Regions from separate parts of the Mus musculus genome. Here region 2 is linked to region 1. A link is a contact called in ENCODE Hi-C or POLR2A ChIA-PET data. All regions are on one chromosome and are shown on one strand. The core of a region is the stretch at or near the end of the contact, and the rest is flanking DNA. Distances in the headings are between cores, read along the strand shown. Region 1 holds the start of Tmcc1 (transmembrane and coiled coil domains 1). Region 2 holds the start of Marchf8 (membrane associated ring-CH-type finger 8).

Region 1 (6,839 bases), core at 1,636-4,135:
CAGATTTCTGAGTTCGATGCCAGCCTGGTCTACAGAGTGAGTTCCAGGACAGCCAGAGCTATACAGAGAAACCCTGTCTCAAAAACACAAAAACAAAAAAAATTCTTTAACAAGATTTTTTACAATTGATGGGGAACAGCAATAAACTAGTGGAATATAACAGGATGAAAAGACCCAAAGGTTGGGCCAGTGAAATGGCTTAGTGAATAAAGGTGCTTACTGCTAAGCCTCCTCTGACCTCCACACACATGCCATGCTATACATGGAGTACATACATACATACATACATACAGGCACAAAAGCAAGAAGAGCATGGTGTATGGGGACTTCGATGCAAGGAACATGGTCATTTCTTCACACTTCCACCTGTCAGAAAAGCTCTTCCATCTTTCAGGCCATAATTCAAGTTCTCCCTAGCAAGGCTTCTCTCAGCAACCCTCCACCTAGCCCCTAGTTACTTGTCACACTAGTGTTTTCTTTGTTTTGTTTGTTGTTTGTTTGTTTTTATCATAATCCTCATTAGGGACCTGCAAACTTTTTCTATAGAAATCTAGTTTCAGCTTGCCCCAGGTTTCTAAGTGGCTTGTAAACCAAGATTAGTTTTACATGTTTACATGGTTGAAAGAGGAAAGGACGAGCATTTCATGATATGTGAAAATTCAAACTTCAGGGTCTAAGTTTAACTGGAAAATAGACATGCCAGTTTACTTTCTGTCTGTTGCTGCACATACTGAAACAATAACTGCATGGCTACAACAGAGGCTGTGTGCCTCAAAGCTAAAATATTTACTTTCTTCTTCACAAACAAACAAACAACAAACCCAAAGCGCTTACTGCCTGCTGTCCTCTAGTCACTGAAATGGTCATGCCTGCTTATTTGTTGTCTATGCCTCTGCTCCACACCCAGAATGCAGCTCACTGAGGCAGAAGCCTTGTTCTGTTCCTTTATTATAATCTAAAAAGAATTCTGGGCCAGAGTAAAGGCTCAGTAAATATCTGGTGAATGAGTGAATGGTTCATAAATGTTCTTGGGTTTATGCTTTCTCCTATAGAAAAGGGCTATCATTCCAGTAGAGATGAACCAAACAGTTCAAATTGCTGGTGTTCACCAACTAGTCCAAGACACTGAAACTCCAAGAGGTTTATGCTCATGAAAGACTCAACAACTGAGAGGTGACATAACACTGTCACTGTTTGTGCTTCTGTTTATCTTAAGATGCAAATACTCTGAGAAATCTCATTTCCTATACAGAGTACATGGTACTGATATCCCGTCAAGTCTTTAATAAGCGTCCATAATGACAAGATATCTAGATCATGTGCTAATGAATTTTTAATATCTAGAATTTTCCTATGGGGCTCATCAACTATCTAGTCTGTAAGCAGATGAGAATTCTTTAGAAATTAAAAGGTTACCACCCACAAACCAGAAGCAGCTTTTTAATCTTTCTCTACTAGCCAGAGAGTGGGTGTGTAAGTTCAAAAAACACAACCAATTCTGTTGGTGGAGGGCAAGGTACTGTTGATCTAAAATCCCACCTCTAAGTATCTCTGTTACGAGACACTGATAAAACTACCACCCACTCACAATTTCAGTCTCAATCTGTAAATGAAAGTTGGGGGGTAAGACCCCAGGTCCTGGAGGATTTTATATCTTACCATTTCTATTAAGGTTTTCCTCCAAGCTTTGTGACAATTTCTTTATGCAAATTCTATACACTCAAAGACAAAGGTTTAGTTTAATTTCTAAAATTTAAGATACAGGACAGGGAGAGGAACAAATCAAACTTGTGCTATATTCTAAAGTTGTTACCTGCTTTTTCAATCTTGGGGTTTTTACTGTGTTTGTTTTCTTTCTATTTTTCTTTTTTCCTTAAAAGAAAAGCCAATTTAGGAATTCCAGGGACGCATGTGCACATGGATCTTTTGACAACTATGTCAGGCTATGACAACAACCATTTTAGAAGGGGTGCATGGTAGTCGTTTTTTTTTTTTTTCCAATAAAACCTAAGCCTGGACATTGGTTATGATCTATGAAGACTAAGGTAAAACGTGACACCAGAGCACAGAGAGATATTCTCCAAGAGCTCAAGTGGGCTACCTCCAGAAGCCCCAGCAGCAGATCCAGTAGGGGAACCTCCATCAACGCTGTCCAGGGATGGAGTGGGACAGACACTGAATCACTGGACCAACACCGTCCACACTTTGGCTGAGGCTGAAATCTCAGGTTTTGTAGCGAAATGCATCTCACTGCGGGCCCCCTGCTCTCCACAAAAAGGGTTAATAAAGGGCATCCTAACCACCTAGACTCCCATCTCACCTATTCTTCGCAGGACAGCGGGTTTCCTCCTCCAAGTTAAACCACGAGTTCAAAATCAAAACAAAAGGTGCAAGACTGGTTTCAGGTGGCAAGGGCTGACTTTCGGTGGCCAACTTATGGGTACCGCAGGGCCGGACGAGGGAGGACTCTCAGACCTCGGCTAGCCAGGAGGCCTTGGGCCTGGGCGCGAGTCCTCACACGCCCCTCGCTCAGCTCTGCCCAAAGGAGAGCGGGGGAGAGTGCCCGAGCGGGGGCGGGGGCGGGGGTTGTCCCAATGACAGGCAGAAGGCCCGGAGACGCGGGGTCCGGCCGGAGGCCCGGGGCTTCGGCGCCGCCAGAGCGACCAGAGGTCCGATCCGCGCCAGGCCTCGAGGAGGCCCCGCGACCGCGACGGGCCGCGCTAAAGAGATCGCCCGTCCCCACCCACGGCCTGGGCCAGTCCTACTCACCGGTGGAGAGACGACGGACAGCCGGCGTCTCCGCCAGCGCCGCGGCTCGGTCTCCAGCGCCGGCTCCTGCAGCTGCCGCCGCCGCGCCCGGTCCATCCCCACCCCGACCACCCCCCCCTCCCGGCCCGCCCCCCGCGCCGCCTCAGCCGCTGCCGCCGCCGCCTCCGCCGCCGCTGCCACGGCCCCGGCGCGCGAGCGCGAACCAGCGCGAGGGAACGACAGCTAGAACGAGAACGCGCACCCCGTCGCCACAGCCGCCCACAACCTCCGCCTCCCGCCGACAGCGCATGCGCAAGGCGGTGCCGAGCGGGACCGCGCACGCCGTGGGGGCGTGACCCGACCCAGAGGTGTAGCCACGCCTCAGGCCCACCCCCCCACGCGGGCGCAGGTCAAGTAAGCGGAGGCGCTGCAGGTGGTGCGGCATCCTCCGCCAGAGTTTTTCCTGACCGTTCCTGCAGTTCAGACGCTGAAGCATTTCAGCATCTCGGCTCTTCGACTCCTCGGCTTGTCGTTCTTTAGCCTCTCAACCCCTCGGACCGTGGGCTCTTCAGCTTCTCGGCTCTTCCACCTCTGGACCCCACGTATCCTCAGCCCCTTTCTCTGCTTTTCGGGTGCCCTCAGAGCCTCAGTAACTCAGGCCAGCTGTCCTGCTAAACAGGCTAAAGCTAATTTCTGGGACCCACTCCTCCGAGTCGCACAATTCTCTCTACCTTGACTCCCAGGGCCTTCCAACTAGGGACTGGCTTTAGGTCAATGACAAAACCCCTAGTAGCTCATCTCTTTAATTATCGGGATGTCTCTAACTCAGTCGTCCGTCACTAAGATGGCAAAGCTTCTTCCGGTATTGGAGGATCTGTGAGTGGAAAACGGTAATAAACAGAGTCCATTGGCTCGTGAAGTTTGAAAGCTGATGGAGACCAAATGGGCGAAATGTAGTTGGGGATGATGGAGCTACAGTCCAATTTAACAATCCTTAAGTTGCAAAGAGTGCACTGGGGTGAGGACACGGCCTGGCCAGAAGGGGAGCTAAGGGGCTACTGGTCAGGGTGCTGCAGTCAGGACCTAGACTGCACGTGAAAAGAGGTAGATAAAAAAGGTTTGGGACTTCTGAGAGTTTCAGGAAGCCTTTGAGCTTTTCTTCAGCCGTGGTTGCAGGGCTAGGAACTTGATTATTATGTCTGATTTTAAATTATTATGCAGCCATGTGAAAAGTGGCCTGGGTGAGGGAGGTCATTCAGGAAGCAACTGGCAAGATGGTGAAAGCAAGGACGCAGTGTGCTCATAGAGAAAAACATTGGGAGTAAAATGGATATACATTTTGATAAATTAAAGGAAAGGTGAAGGAGAAGGAGGTGGCAGGGTTGACTCAGATTGGAGGGTGGTGAGGATGAGCTTGCACATGTAAGGGGCAGCATGAATAAAGCCACCAAGGAAAATGATCAGAAAATGAAGGCTAAGCATGTATGCCATTGTAAAAAATAATAATAATAAGCTGATTTTAAAAAATGGGTGATAAACCTAAAGATAAGACTGAAAAGAAAGAAGAAAATACAGAAAAGTCTTTGTATCCCTGAGTTAGGCAAAGATTTATTTTAAAGTCATGAACCATGACATTATTTGATAAGTTAAATTTTATCAAAATTCATGTTGTTTATAAACATTTGAGTAATTAAAAAAGCAAATTACTGATGATAAATGAACTCAGAAGTAGAGTATATCCAATGAAAGTCTTGTCTAGTCTAGGAGATGTAAGGCCTTTTCTTTCAGGGCTGAGGATTGAACTGGCCTGCTAAGTAAGTGCTAAACTACACAGTTACCTCCTCTGCCCGAAATAATAGGACAAACAACCCAATAAAACAGTAGGCAAAAAGCTTTGGTAAGTATTTCACAAGATGTAAAAATGGCCATTAACCAACAAAAGGTAACATTTTACTCATCTAGGGATTTGCAGATTCAAACTACAGTATCCACACTGTCATTTGAGTAGCTAAAATTAAAGACTGGTAACCTACCTGTTATACTTCTCTCCTTAGCCATACTTAATTTTTAAAAGCAAAAGAAAAGAAATAAAAAGCTAAATGTCTTAATGAAGAGACACCAAAACAATTCTTTTTTTTTTTTTTGAAAATGTTAGCATTTAATTAACCTCCGGTGTGGCTTTTAAGCCACCAGAACACAGGCATCTCCAACACCCTTAATCTTCTCCTCAGCTCTTCTGCTGAAGAATTTGGCCTTCACGATGACAGGTTGCTTAGGGAGCTTTCCCTTGCCCAGAACTTTGTAGTAGCCTGATCGAACAACATCAATGATGGGAGCAGCTACAGTCCTGTTTTTTGCTGCATTGACCCGCGTCTGCTCGCTGACCAATGTCCACAGTTTATCCAGGTTGACTGTTGGGCAGAAGCTCTGGTTCCTCTTCAAGTGGTAATGCCTCATACCAACTTTCCCAAAGCAACCTGGGTGATATGTGTCAAAGTTGATCCTGCGGTGATGCCTGCCTCCAGCATTCCCGCGGCCGCCTGGGTGCTTGCGGTGCTTACGGATGCGGCCGTGGCTCACGTGGCCTCGGAGTTTCCGGGTCTTCCTCAGTCCGGATGGCATGGCGGTGGCAGAAAGGGAAAAGGGACCAAAACAATTCTAAGAAAAGAAAGTATTTAATTTAGGTTTGCTTACTGTTTCCAAGGTTTAGTACCCTATCAGCAAAGCAGGTAGCAGACAGACTTCCTCCAATAAGGCCACGCCCACTTCAACAAAGACACCTCTGAATCCTTGCCAAGTAGTGCTGCTAACCCTCAAACATTTCACATGCGCAGTACCATTCAGAAACCACTGTTAGCTTGCGTTGGTGGCATATGCCTTTAATCTCAGCATTAAGAAAGCAGAGGCAAGCAGATCTTAGGGAATTTAAGGCCAGTCTAGTTTACTAGTGAGATTTTGTCTAAAAAAAAAAAAAAAGTATAGTCAAAGTTGACTAACAAATGTTATTTAATAATACTTTCTATAGGAAATAAACATGGAGAGACTAAAGACTTAAGTTGTTGCTCACATATGTCAGAACTTTCACTAAATCACTGCAAAATCTGTGAACACTACTCTGGGTAATTTTATAAGAAGATTTTGTTCGAATGTATGAATGTTTGCCTGCACATATGTATGTGCACCCTGTGCATGCCTGGTGCCTGCAGAGGCCAGAAGAGGGCATTATATTTCTTAGAACTGGACTTTAAGATATGTCAAAGACCAGCTTTGACACCTAAAGTAAACTGAGGCAGGCAGCGAGGCATGGCATCAGTGATGGGGTCAGGGCTGAAAACAGCGCTAAAAGGAGCTCATGGGTTGGTCCAGACAGCGACTGATGGAGGCTGCTGCCTGTCACAGCCAGTGATTAGAGAAACTACTCAGCTGACTTCTTTTCTCTGAGGGAACAAAGCTTCATTCACTGAGGCTGTCACTACCTATGGCCAGTGAAAGACTCTGAACTCTTTTAACTCTTAGGGTCTGGTGAAAAAGAAAAGGAGAGAAAATTCACACACACACACACACACACACACACACACACACAGAGACAGAGTGGATGAAGCAAAAGGCAGACTCCAATAACTTCATACATATATGCATGCATGCATGCATGCATGCGTGCAAACCTACAGACAGATAGATGGACAGACATGTATACTCACACACATTGAATAGATGGAGCAAAGCTCCAACAAGCAGGCTCCAAGCATTACACACACACACACACACACACATGCGCACACATTCCTGGTGGGTGGATGGAACAAAGTTCCAAAAAGCAGGCTCCAAACATTTCTCATGTACATACATACACATATACACACATACATGCTGGGTGGAGCAAGCTCTGACACACACTAACACAAGCTTTACACGTATACATATATACAGATTTGATAGATGGAACAAAGTTCCAACAACTTTATTTTTCTACCATAGTTTATATCCTTGCAAAATTTTCAAGCAATATAAAATTATGATGCGATTACATTCTATTTTCTTTCTAGTGACTGACTATGATAAAACAGTATGTTCCCCTATACCTTTAGAAG
Region 2 (6,839 bases), core at 2,167-4,666, 140 kb after region 1:
GCTGGAAACCTGTGAAATCAAAAAATGTTATGCTTCCACAATCCAACAATGGTCATAACATAACTGCTGCAGAAGGGAAAAGCAGTGAGGGATGAGAGTTCCTAAAGTGAGTCCCAAGCCTAGCAAGGCAAATCTATTAGACCTTACTGTGCAAGAGATACCCTTTGTATTCATCCCATATACAGTCACCAAACCCAGACAGGAGCCTGATATAGCTCTCCTGAGAGGCTTTGCCAGTGCCTGACAAGTACAGTGGCCTATGCTTGCAGCCAATCATTGGACTGAGCACAGGGTCCCTAATGGAGGAGTTAGAGAAAGGACTGAAGAACCTGAAGGGATTTGCAACCCCATAGGAAGAACAACAAAATCAACCAACCAGACCATCCCCCAGAGCTCCCAGGGACTAAACCACCAACCAAAGAGTACACATGAGGGGACCCATGGCTTCATATCTTCCTAGTCTTCCTGATTTCCCTCTGAACCTTAAGTGCCTCAGAAGGTGGAGGCTCCATCTGTTAAAGTTTCTTTAGACTTACTACGGATGTTGAGCATATCTACTAACATCAAAAGAGTCTTAGCCTGTCTGGACTAAGGGGATGTCTTTTCTATTCCTGCACAAACATCATGACCAAGAAGCAAGTTGTGGAGGAAAGGGTTTATTCAGCTTACACTTCCATACTGCTGTTCATCACCAAGGAAGTCTGGACTGGAACTCAAGCAGGTCAGGAAGCAGGAGCAAAGCCCACGGAGGAATGTTACTGGCTTGCTCAGTGTGTTTTCCTGTAGAATCCAGAACAGCCCAGGAATGGCACCACTCACAATGGGCCCTCCTACCCTTGATCACTAATTGAGAAAATGCCTTACAGCTGGATCTCATGGACACATTTCCACAAGGGAGGCTCCTTTTTCTGTGATAACTCCAGCTTGTTGACACACAAACCTAGCCGGTACAGGGGATATGATCTTGCTTGGAGACTTAAGGAAATCTAGAAGACAGATGTCAATACTTAAGACATCAAATCACATAAACAATAACAGATATAGTCAATTGTCATGATTAAGATTAGCACTTAAAATGGCAAGGCCATGATTGTGTGCTAACGATGTTAGTGAATGATTAAACAAGGCAGAATCAGACAGATTTAATTTATGCTTACAAATGTTAGTGAATTGAGGACACATTGTTCTTGTGCTGTTGCCAAAATATTGAGTGTGATTAGGTCTTGTGATATAGCCACCTTCATCTTAAGTTTTGAGTTTAAAAAATGAGATGCTAAACTAAAAACCATTTAAAATACTGAAAGCAATGTGTCTTTTCTTCTTATAGGGATACAGAGTCTTGTTCTGTTGTTCAGGCTAGCTTCAGGGCTTGATTCAACTCAGTGATATCCAGCCTCAGCCTTTGGTATAGATGGGGCCACAGGCATGTGCCTCCATGCCCACTTTTGGATTTTTTTCCATTCTAGAGTTGTCTAAACACCTCATTCTAGAAGAATGAGTCTTTACAAAGAAGGAGAAGTGTCAGGTCATCTAGGACTGGACTCTCTGGAGCCACAAGAAACCTCTTTCACAAGCTATCCCAGGTGTTGCTCTTGTGGAAAGCTGTCCAAGACTTAAAATCAGGAAGTGTGGATTCAAGGGCTGCTTTTCAACAGCATAGTTAAGATATAGATATTCATCTCTTAATTTGTTTCTGTTATTCCTCACACTTCAGATTCACCTTGTTCAATGCCATTATGATCATAGACACCAGCAGTATATTTTGTCACTGTTTTTTTTTTTTTAGGTCAACTATGTAGTCTAGGCTTGACCTTGAATTCCTGATCTCTTGAAAACCTCCTGGGGCAGAAATTACACATGCACACTAACATCGACTGTAACAGCATCTTTTGTTTGCAAGGAACCCGTAACTGATAAACGTGTGCTTAAGCATTTGAAGAGTTGAGTGTGACTAGTTGTAGGGTAACATTGGCCCCCTGGCTCATGCCTCACTTGGCATCCCCTGATCTACAGTCTAGGAGGGAAGTCATCCCCTTTAGCACAGACAGGAGGATTTTTACCAAAGGCCACGAGGCTTCTTGCATTGAGCAAATGGTCACCTCAAAGCAACTGCTTTTTTTCTTTATTTTAGCAGCTTTACCTTCTAAGTACAGAGGTTTCTTCCCACTTCCTGTTTGTTCCCTTGTTTGGACAGATGCAAGATTTTGGTCTCAGGACTCAGAGCTTTGTTTTAGATGAAGAGAGGCTTCAGAAATCTCTTGGGTAGGGAATCCTTGTGTTAGGAGACTCTAGCTTTGCCTAAATAATATTTCCAGCTCCACAACTACTCAGACACTTCTAGAACTTGGAAATCTTTGTCACTTCGGATGGCAGGCTCCCACACCCCCAAATCACTTAATTGACTCTTCTTGCCCATGTACGACACTAATGGAAGTTTAGTCCTGCCTTATAGGAAAGCCTGCCACCAGGGCAGGAGGATTCTCTCAGGTTGTAGCTGCTGCTTCCCACAGCAAAAATCTGCACGAAAAAAATTCACCATTCCATCTTCTAGATGAATGTTGCTTTCAAGGTGATCTACAGGAATGGACCCATTTTTTGCTTTGCTACATGGATCCAGATGTTTTGTCTCCTGACAGTTTGCTCTCTAAACAGCATAGTATGCAAACTGACCAGCATATTTGAGTATGCTGAGTAACCTGATTAGCTAAACCAACAGACTTACTTCTAGACAATAGAAAATCGTGGAGTACTGCAGGGATTGCCTTACAAATCTCTCATGAATTTAAAAAAAAATACCTTGAATGTACCGTGTAATAAAGATTATTGGATAAATAAAACTGCCAGTGGCCAAAACCTCTCCTTCTGTAAGATGTGACTTAGGAAAATTAGAATGTCAAGAAATTGTAAAAGTTAGGAATGATAGCTTCTGAGAGAATCTTTGGGTCCAACCAACAGTACTGTGGTGGGGACAAGTCACAACACCAGTGTACAGGTATAATCAGGGATGAGTTTAATGTAGACAAAGTAGAGTCAAATACGTCTTGTCTACATGGACAGAAATATCCTCATAAAAATTATGAATACCATATTTACATATCCATACCATATACACTCAGAGTCTCTCTAGGTTAGGGAGTGAGAGAAAAAACAAAACAAAAAACCCTGCTCGTCCATACACACAAACGTTTTACCGCGTAGTTCTCGCTCCCACTTCATTTGCTAGCGCACCGGAAGGTTTACCTTTCTCTACACTGAGAAGGTGAAGCCGGGCGGAGTCTACCAGCAGCCTCACCCAGCGCCAGTCTACCAGGCGGCCGCCGCCGCTACCCCGCCTTCCCAGCGCCCCAGGTCGCCAAAGCAACGCTTTTAGCCTGAGGCGCGGCGGGGCACGTGACCGGCGCGTCACGTGACCGGTCAGTCGGCGTCCTCTCGCTGGGTGGTGTAGGCTGCGCGCTGACCCAGCGGCCCTGCTGCGTCCGGCCCGGGTCATGCAGGAAGCGGGCCGCGCGTGGAGCTCCGCGCCCACCTGAGCTGCTCGCGCCGAGGTGCGGCGTGGCGGGGCCGCGCGCTCCGGGCCACCAGGGGTGTGGCCGCTGGGAGGCCGCGACAGGTGGGTGCGCGGAGGTCTCGGGCCGGGGAGAGGCCGCGTGCTGCGGGGCGGGGTCCGGTCACCCTATCGGCGGGCGGCCGAAGGTCTCGGGCTCTCTCAGGTGAAGTCCTGCCCGGGCTGGGCTGTGAGGGCGCGCACCGGGCAACCCTCCCTCCCTGCCTCTGCTTCAGTCTCCGCGTCCGTCCGAGATGGAAGTGTGGATTCCTGGTGTCTGAGTGCCTGACGTGGCGTCTGGACGGTGCTGCTCTAGTAGAAGCGCTGGAGGCAAAGCGTAGGTAGGCTGCTTTACATTTTAATCGCCGCCCATTTGCTCGTCTTTAAAAATGTTTTTTTTTTTTTTTTGGACTCCTTCATCTGAGTCAAGTTTTTTTAAATAGGGAATTTATTAGGGGAGGATTATAATGGCTCACGTTCTTCTCACGTATCTTTAACGCAGCTAAACCTCCCTTAAAAAGAAAACACGCTTCTCTGAAAGCCCATTTGAAAAAAAAAAAAAAAAAAAAAACAACAACAAAGGAAGAAAGAAAGCCAGCCCTTTTCTGCTTCTTTGTCTCCCCCACGTAAAGACACACAGTGGTCATACAGCTGTCAAGATTTATTATGAAGTGGTTTTTTTTTTTTTTTTTTGTCGTTTTATGTTTTTGTTAATTTGATGATGTCTCAAGATACGTATGAAGTATGGCCCTTCCCATTATTTTTTTTTTTCTTTATTTTGTTCGATTATATGTTATGCAATTAGAGAAATAATAAATATATAACTTATCTCTTGGAAAAAACAGCAGTATTTCTGATCAGCCCCAGGAGGGACTGCAATCGTGCTTCTATATAGTAGACTTCACATGTACTTGCTTGGTTAGTTACTCAAAATGGGAGTGGAATACTTCATTTAGAATACTCAAATCACGTGCTGTGAAAAAGAATGTATGAACTATACATGGAATGATGTGGACACTTTTTTTTTTAAAAACTAAATGTTGAAAATCTGAAGCAAGAAAATTTTGCATTTTGAGAGATTCAGTGTGTGAGACCCTATGTTCAATAAAATCAAACGAAATATCCTGTTGGATGCAGTGAATGAGGGTATGCAGAGTGTGAAATTACTGAGGAAGTTAAAATAAAGAGCCATGTGTACTTTCCTAACTTCTTGTTTCTGGAGACTTTATTGATAAGAGATGTACTGAACTTTGATGTTAGCAGGGAAAATCGCTGGGCACGGTGGCGCACTGTGATCCTGGCAGTGGGAAGATAGAGGCAGAGAACACATTTTAAAAAGTTTGTCCTTTGTGAGGAGGTGGCTGTTGGTCGTCTAATGTCTGTGACACCCAGGTGAGGTACATTGTCTTTTCCAAGACAACTCCCTCCTTTACCTTCTCTTTAAGTATAGGCAGACGATGAAACTGTGTTGCATGTCTTGGCTACATCCAGGATTGTCAGATGAAACACACGATTCACAATTAAATATGAATTTTAGGTAAACACAAAATATGTGGAATGTACCTAAACTAAAAACAAATTTATCATTTATTTGAAGACAAGGTTTCCTTGCTTCTTGTTGCTAAATGTGAGTGTTTTAAGTCCAGCATGGCTATGTCATTTAAACCAGCATTAGGAGAAATTAGTTCAAGGCCCAGACAGGATGGAATAGATTCTCTTGTTAAGCTTCCCTGTTGGGGGCTGCAGATGTGGTTCTGTAACAGGGGGAACGCGTAGCACGCACAGGGCCTTTGTCCAGTCTCGGATAACAAAACAATCAACCAGTGGGAGCGAGAAATGAAGAGCCCTCTTTACTGTTGGGTGAGCCATCTGCTTGAAGGGCATCTTCTGTCACAGGAGTTCTGTCCCTCTTTTTCCTCTACCATGTTCTGTTTCTTCACTTTTCTTTCTGAGGATTAAACACAGGCTCTCACACAAACCAGGTAACTGCTCTGTGACTGGTTCTGCAGCCCACAGCCCGTTGTTTATAACGTCCCACGTGAGTACTGATTTCATGTCCCCTCTCTCTCCATTTCTCCCTCTGCTCCCACAGCTTCCTCTGAAACATATGGCCTCTTAGCCTCGTAGTCTTTATTATTGTTTTACATACACACATGAACACATGAATTCTGTTCCTTTAGTATTTCTTGTATGTATATGTGGTTAAGGCTGACCATTTGGGATTGGAGGATTGGGTAACCTATCAGGGAACTTATCCCTGGAGAAGATTGGTTTGCTCTCTCTCAGCAGCGATTAATTGCCTGTAGCTCTTCTTCCAAGGGTGGGGTCTTGTGAGATTTCCCTCATCCACATTGTTATATCAAAAGATGCTGCCATTGTTCAGGTCTTCCCTAAGAAACCTTACTGATGAGATTTTGTGGCTGCAGTGTCCCTGTCATACAGAAGACACTATCATGTAGCAGACAACCTGGGCATCTGGCTCCTCCATCTTTGCTCTCTGTCTTCTGATCTGTTCCCTGAATCATTGTGGTTGTGTTGTAGATCTATCAGTTAGGGCTGTTGTTCACCCAACAGCCCGTTATCTGCAGTTGGCTCCCCTTGTGGCTTTCTGTACTGGCTCCTGTCTGTCACTTTAAGAAGCTTCTGTGATAAGGAGGGAGACCTATACTTATTTGTGAGTATGATGGTATTTACAATGCAGTTAGAAATTATGCTGATTTACTAGAGCAGGTCCTTCTCTAGGGTCATAGACCTCACCAGTCAGGGGTAGTTGGTTAGATTTATAATATGAGACATTTTCCTCTCCTGTTGAGCTTGCTTTAAGTCCAAATAGATAGCTATTGGTTACTCTCAGCATCCAAGTGCTGGTTCCTTAGTTACTTTGCTATTGCTGTTAAAAGACATCATGACAAAGGGAACTTGTAAAAGAAATCATTTAACTTAGGACTTGCTTACAGTTTCAGAGGGTGAGTTTGTGACCATCATGGTGTACAGCCTGGCAATAGCTGAGAGCTTACATTTGATCCATAAGCACGAGGTAGGGGCGGTGGGGGTGGGGATGGAGGCTGTGGGGGGTGGGGGCATAGGCAGACTGACTGACTAGGCATGGTGTGGGTTTTTGCAACCTCAAAGTCCACCTCCAGTGACACACTTCCTCCAACAAGGCCACACCTCCTAATCCTTCCCAAAACAGTTCCACAACTAGAGACCAAACATTCAGATATCTGAGCCTATAGGGTCATTCTCATTGAAACCACCACATCTCTGTTGCACCTTTTGGAATATCTTGTCTTTC

What was found. A loop is a pair of places that touch in the nucleus more often than their neighbours do. ChIA-PET counts read pairs that join two places held with the same protein, here RNA polymerase II (POLR2A).
Region 2: a map of T-helper 2 cell shows a loop between it and region 1 (2.6-fold over the local background). The contact joins the promoter of Marchf8 here to the promoter of Tmcc1 in region 1. A Hi-C loop is called at or near these places in 1 of 37 maps with a recorded cell type or tissue (T-helper 2 cell). POLR2A ChIA-PET finds 5 or more read pairs at or near these places in 1 of 5 experiments (Patski).

The regions. Positions count from the first base shown.
Region 1 is chr6:116,190,489-116,197,327 of GRCm38, forward strand. It overlaps Tmcc1 (transmembrane and coiled coil domains 1), which reads right to left and starts at 2,886. Exons shown (of 6, transcript NM_177412.1): 1 at 2,770-2,886. It also overlaps the pseudogene Gm8213.
Region 2 is chr6:116,334,606-116,341,444 of GRCm38, forward strand. It overlaps Marchf8 (membrane associated ring-CH-type finger 8), which reads left to right and starts at 3,417. Exons shown (of 8, transcript NM_001302383.1): 1 at 3,417-3,610; 2 at 3,781-3,885.